Regions from separate parts of the Homo sapiens genome. Here region 2 is linked to region 1. A link is a loop called in an ENCODE intact Hi-C map of the cell type or tissue named here. Cell type or tissue: OCI-LY7. All regions are shown on one strand. Links, peaks and the distances in the headings refer to the core of each region. The heading gives the core; the rest is flanking DNA.

Region 1 (2,925 bases), core at 297-2,796:
TGTTTTAAAAAACTAAAACTAAAACTACACAAATACACTTTTTGACATACTTTCAGTTTCTCTCAGGTCATGCAACCATAATCTCCCGTTTATTTTCACTCCACTAACTTCTTAGATTCGTTTATTGGTAGCATCCATAGGACAATATTATAAAATATCTTTATCATATTATCATTCCCACAACAAAAGTCTTAGGTCCCTGGTTCTAGCTCCTGATTGGGCCCCACCTTCCTCTTTACACAGACACACAATTTTCCCCCACTGATTGAATCTGTATATTTTAGATTTAGGAATTCTACTTTATTTCTTCCCTTTTCATCTCTTCCCTAAAACATTTTTCCAAGTCAGACAATTTTTTAAACTCTGGTATGTTAGGTATTTTGTAACAAAATAATCAAAGGTAAACCACTCTATCTGCTATTTTCTTCTCAGTATTGGATTTATCAAGACTTATTACTCAAAAGAATGCATTCTTGTCCTCAAATTATAGCTCCATGATAGGCAAGTAGGAACTTAGTTTATTATTATTATTATTATTATTATACTTTTCATTCTGGGATACATGTGCAGAACGTGCAGGTTTGTTACATAGGTATACACATGCCATGGTGGTTTGCTGCACCATCAACCCATCATCTACATTAGGTATTTCTCCTAATGCTATCCCTCCCCCAGCCTCCTACCCATCGACAGGCCCTGGCGTGTGATGTTCCCCTCCATGTCCAAGTGTTCTTATTGTTCAGCTCCCACTTATGAGTGAGAACATGCAGTGTTTGGTTTTCTGTTCCTGTGTTAGTTTGCTGAGAATGATGGTTTCCAGCTTCATCCATGTCCCTGCAAAGGACATGAACGCATCCTTTTTTATGGCTGCATAGTATTCCATGGTGTATATGTGCCACATTTTCTTTATCCAGTCTATCATTGATGGGCATTTGGGTTGGTTCCAAGTCTTTGCTATTGTGAACAGTGCTGCAATAAACATACATGTGCATGTGTCTTTATAGTAGAATGATTTATAATCCTTTGGGTATATACCCAGTAATGTGATTGCTGGGTCAAATGGTATTTCTGGTTCTAGATCCTAGAGGAATCTCCAGACTGTCTTCCACAATGGTTGAACTAATTTACACTCTCACCAACTGTGTACAAGCATTCCTGTTTCTCCACATCCTCTCCAGCATCTGTTGTTTCCTGACTTTAATGATCACCATTCTAACTGGTGTGAGATGATATCTCATTGTGGTTTTGATTTGCATTTCTCTAGTGACCAGTGTTGTTGAGCTTTTTTTCATATGTTTGTGAGCCACATAAATGTCTTCTTTTGAGAAGTGTCTGTTCATATCCTTTGCCCACTTTTTGATGGGGTTGTTTTTTTCTTGTATATTTGTTAAAGTTCCTTGTAGATTCTAGATATTAGCCCTTTGTTAGATGGATAGATTGCAAAAATTTTCTCCCATTCTGTAGGTTGCCTGTTTAGTCTGACGGTAGTTTTTTTTTTGCTGTGCAGAAGCTGTTTAGTTTAATTAGATCCCATTTGTCCATTTTGGCTTTTGTTTCCATTGCTTTTGGTGTTTTAGTCATGAAGTGTTTGCCCATGCCTATGTCCTGAATGGTAATGCCTAGGTTTTCTTCTAGGGGTTTTTTGGCTTTAGGTCTTACATTTAAGTCTTTAATCCATCTTGAGTTAATTTTTGTATAAGGTGTAAGGAAGGGATCCAGTTTCACTTTTCTGCATATGGCTAGCCAGTTTTCCCAACACCATTTATTAAATAGGGAATCCTTTCCTCGTTGCTTGTTTTTGTCAGATTTTTCAAAGATCAGATGGTTGTAGATATGTGACGTTATTTCTGAGGCTTATTTCCTGTTCCATTGGTCTATATATCTGTTTTGGTACCAGTACCATGCTATTTTGGTTACTGTAGCCTTGTAGTATAGTTTGAAGTCAGTTAGTGTGATGCCTCCAGCTTTGTTCTTTTCGCTTAGGATTGTCTTGGCTATATGTGCTCTTTTTTGGTTCCATATGAAATTTAAAATAGTTTTTTCTAATTCTGTGAAGAAAGTGAAGGGTGTCTTGATGGGAATAGCATTGCATGTATAAATTACTTTGGGCAGTATGGCCATTTTCACCATATTGATTCTTCCTATCCATGAGCATAGAAGGCTTTTCCATTTGTTTGTGTCCTCTCTTATTTCCTTAAGCAGTGGTTTGTAGTTCTCCTTGAAGACGTTCTTCACATCCCTTTTAAGTTGTATTCCTAGGTACTTTATTTTCTTTGTAACAATTGTGAATGGGAGTTCACTCATGATTTGGCTCTCTGTTTGTCTGTTATTTGTTTATAGGAATGCCTGTGATTTTTGCACATAGATTTTGTATCCTGAGACTTTGCTGAAGTTGCTTATCAGCTTAAGGAGATTTTAGGCCGAGACAATGGGGTTTTCTAAATACACAATGATTTCATCTGCAAACAGAGACAATTTGACTTCCTCTCTTCCTATTTGAATACCCTTTATTCCTTTCTCTTGCCTGATTTCCCTGGCAAGAACTTCTAACACTGTGTTGAATAGGAGTGGTGAGAGAGGGCATCCCTGTCTTGTGCCGGTTTTCAAAGGGAATACTTCCAGCTTTTTCCCACTCTGTATGATATTGGCTGTGGGTTTGTCATAAATAGCTCTTATTATTTTGAGATACGTTCCATCAGTATCTAGTTTATTGAGAGTTTTTTGCATGAAGGGGTGTTGAATTTTATTCAAGGCCTTTTCTGCATCTATTGAGATAATCATGTGGTTTTTGTCATTGGTTCTGTTTATGTGATGGATTACATTTATTGATTTGTGTATGTTGAACCAGCCTTGCATCCCAGGGATGAAGCCGAATTGATCATGGTGGATAAGCTTTTTGATGTGCTGCTGTATTCGTTTTGCCTG
Region 2 (2,925 bases), core at 248-2,747, 84 kb after region 1:
TCCCTCATGAAATAAAGATAAGATTTGAAGTGACTACCTTACACAGGTATAATGAGAATTAGCAAGATGATAACTATAGAGAATTTCAAAGACATTTAACATGAATTGAACACAAATCAGTGGAAGATGGCTGACTTTTTCCTCTTATATCCTCTTTTGCTTTGCAGAAATGGCAGCATTATAGTCGTATTTGACCTTTTCTTTGCCCAGTGGGTGTCAGATGAAAATGTAAAAGAAGAACTGATTCAAGGCCTTGAAGCAAATAAATCCAGCCAACTGGTCACTTTCCATATTGATTTGAACAGCGTTGATATCCTAGGTATGTGTGAACATTATTTGATTTCTTTGAATCATTAAGCTATGAAATTAAAATTCTAGCAATATACCAGGGAGGAAGTGGAATCATGCTTGACCTTAGGAACATGTCTTATTGCCTGAGGTGACACATTTACATGAGAAAAGTGAAATCTGAAGAAACCGCATTTGAAGAAACTTATCAATGAGAAAAAGTTTATAAAATACCAAATATCAAGGAGATTCTGAGAGTGTTGGCATGCACAGAAGTTTGTGGGTATTATGCATTCCAAGGAGATTCTGAGAGTGTTGGCATGCACAGAAGTTTGTGGGTCTTATGCATTCCAAGGAGATTCTGAGAGTGTTGGCATGCACAGAAGTTTGTGGGTCTTATGCATTCCAAGGAGATTCTGAGAGTGTTGGCATGCACAGAAGTTTGTGGGTCTTATGCATTCCAAGGAGATTCTGAGAGTGTTGGCATGCACAGAAGTTTGTGGGTCTTACGCATTCTTTGCACCGTTCAAGCACACCCTGACTTCAGGAACTCTCTCTAGACATTGTTAGATTGTAAAATCCAGTGGCAAGGTCCGATTTCTAATTGAGGAGCTAAAAAAAGAAGAAAAAAGTAGAGTCAATGAGTTTGATCCCTTCCAGTTACCTATTTATAAAAATTAAGTATTAATTTTTAAAATGATAAATAATTTTAACATAAGAATAAACCAAAAAAGAAGAAATATGGAACATCAAAAATAATAAAAAATACGATTGTAAATGCTTAGATTGTTCCAAATTTTCCATTCTAATTATCCTTCATTCAATTCAATTCAACAAACACAGTGTCCTTATTGAGTATTGTTGAGAACAGTAGTAATTTGCCAAGGTCATCCAGATTCAATCCCTTACCCATAAACCTTGGGACCAAATACATTTTGGAATTCAGAAATTTTTGGATGTTAGAAAGTTAGCCAATACATAAATATCTACACCGAGGGGAATAAAGAGAAACTCTAAATAGCCTAACTATTTAATTAGTTCAACTAATTTTTGCTACAAAATGAGATCAATCGGTATGTTTGCCTCTAAATCAAATACATAAAAACATCCAGGAGTTTTCTTTGTTTATTTTCTAATAGTAGATATGAGATTGTAGATCTCTAGTTGCTTCTCTTCAGAGCATTGTTTCATCAAGCATAGTTTCCTCTTTGATTGAGTCTCCTGCAACATGTTGCAGCTGCTGTTCAGCAAGAAGATAAATTCTTAGTCCTTCCTCTACTGATGGTTTGGACGCATGTCACAGCTGTTTGAGCAGAGACTGTCTATTTTAAATCTTTGATTCAGATGAGCTGAAAACTACTACTGGCTATTATTAGCTAGAACAGGTGGTTTATCTATCAACATTTTTACTCTCTACATTAATCCTCTTATGTGATGTCATTACTATCCCCCAATCAGGGAGAAGACCAAAACACAGATACTTTTGGTAAATGGCCTTTTTCACACAGTCATTTAGACTTAGGCATTCTGACCTCTGTGGTCTGATCCTAATGTCTGCCCTCTTAACCTTTATACTAGTTTGTTTGTAATGTTTTTATCTTTGAACAATTTTAGTTGATTTTTTTCATAGTCATTTTTCTTTTTTGGCATGGAAAAATGAATATTTTCATTTTTTATTTTTTAACTTTTCAGGGTACATATACAGGTTTGTTATATAGGTAAACTTGTGTCATGGGAGTTTGTTGTATAGATTATTTTATCACCCAGTTATTAAGCCTAGCACCTGTTAGTTATTTCTCCTCATTCTCTGCCTCCTCCCACCGCCCATCCTCCAACAGGCCCCAAAGTTGTCATCTTACTATCTCTATTTGAATGTGCATTGGTTTCTGATGGTCTGTTCTGGCAAGCAAATTGACAGATATGCTGAAACTTTTTTTCACGATTTCCTATATTTGGATCATCTGGGGGAAGAGAGTTTGTGATTTTTAAAATTAAATGTTTATTCAATGAAACCATATCCTTTGAGTTAATTTAGAATTAGTATCACAAATGTAATAAACTGTTTTACAACATCAGCCCAAGAATATTCTCAACAAGTAGAAGTTACATTTAACTTGTTGAATTGTGTTAAAACACATTTATAAACACGGTACCAAGTTAATTGTAGGTATTTCAGTTTAATATCCATTTGTATCATGTGAATTTTCAAATTTATAGTTTTAAATTTAGTTAAGAATTACATAGATATCTTGAAGTTGTGTATAATACACTGTCAAACATAAAAAATTTAACCATATTATTTATGAAAAGTCACATAAATTTTATTTTATCTTCAGTGTCAACACTCTACCATGTATCATTTACAAAACTTCAATAGGTTTTATAGAACCAACACAATTCAAAAATGATGAAATGCTGAAATAAACCACCTAGTTAGTAGAAACGAATATACTTCTTAGCCCACTTATCATCAATATAGTCTTGAATAAAAACAAATTCACCACATGACTTTTCATGAGATATGCTTTGATTTCCTTTATATCTTGCATAGGTGAGTCTATCCTTTTAAAACTATCAAACATGTTAAAGTTTGAAGAAAATTGCCAGCTTTTGTCTTCTATGTGCAAAGCACTTTTT

The links. Peaks named below come from ENCODE experiments on the same cell type or tissue, not always from the same donor. Only the 100,000 strongest peaks of a DNase experiment are listed, where the experiment ranks them.
Region 2: it touches region 1 in a loop (9-fold over the local background); 1 of 110 quality-filtered maps calls a loop at or near these places.

What each region holds. Positions count from the first base shown.
Region 1 is chr21:18,465,019-18,467,943 of GRCh38, reverse strand. It overlaps a transcript of TMPRSS15 not described here. Among named protein-coding and RNA genes, the nearest start is that of TMPRSS15, 63 kb to the right of the region's middle. In OCI-LY7, for the core only: no CTCF peak of the experiment used is centred there; no DNase peak of the experiment used is centred there.
Region 2 is chr21:18,381,021-18,383,945 of GRCh38, reverse strand. It overlaps TMPRSS15 (transmembrane serine protease 15), which reads left to right. Exons shown (of 25, transcript NM_002772.3): 4 at 168-319. Among named protein-coding and RNA genes, the nearest start is that of TMPRSS15, 21 kb to the left of the region's middle. In OCI-LY7, for the core only: no CTCF peak of the experiment used is centred there; a DNase peak (open chromatin) is centred at 1,585; H3K4me3 peaks cover 1,131 bases; H3K27ac peaks cover 2,008 bases.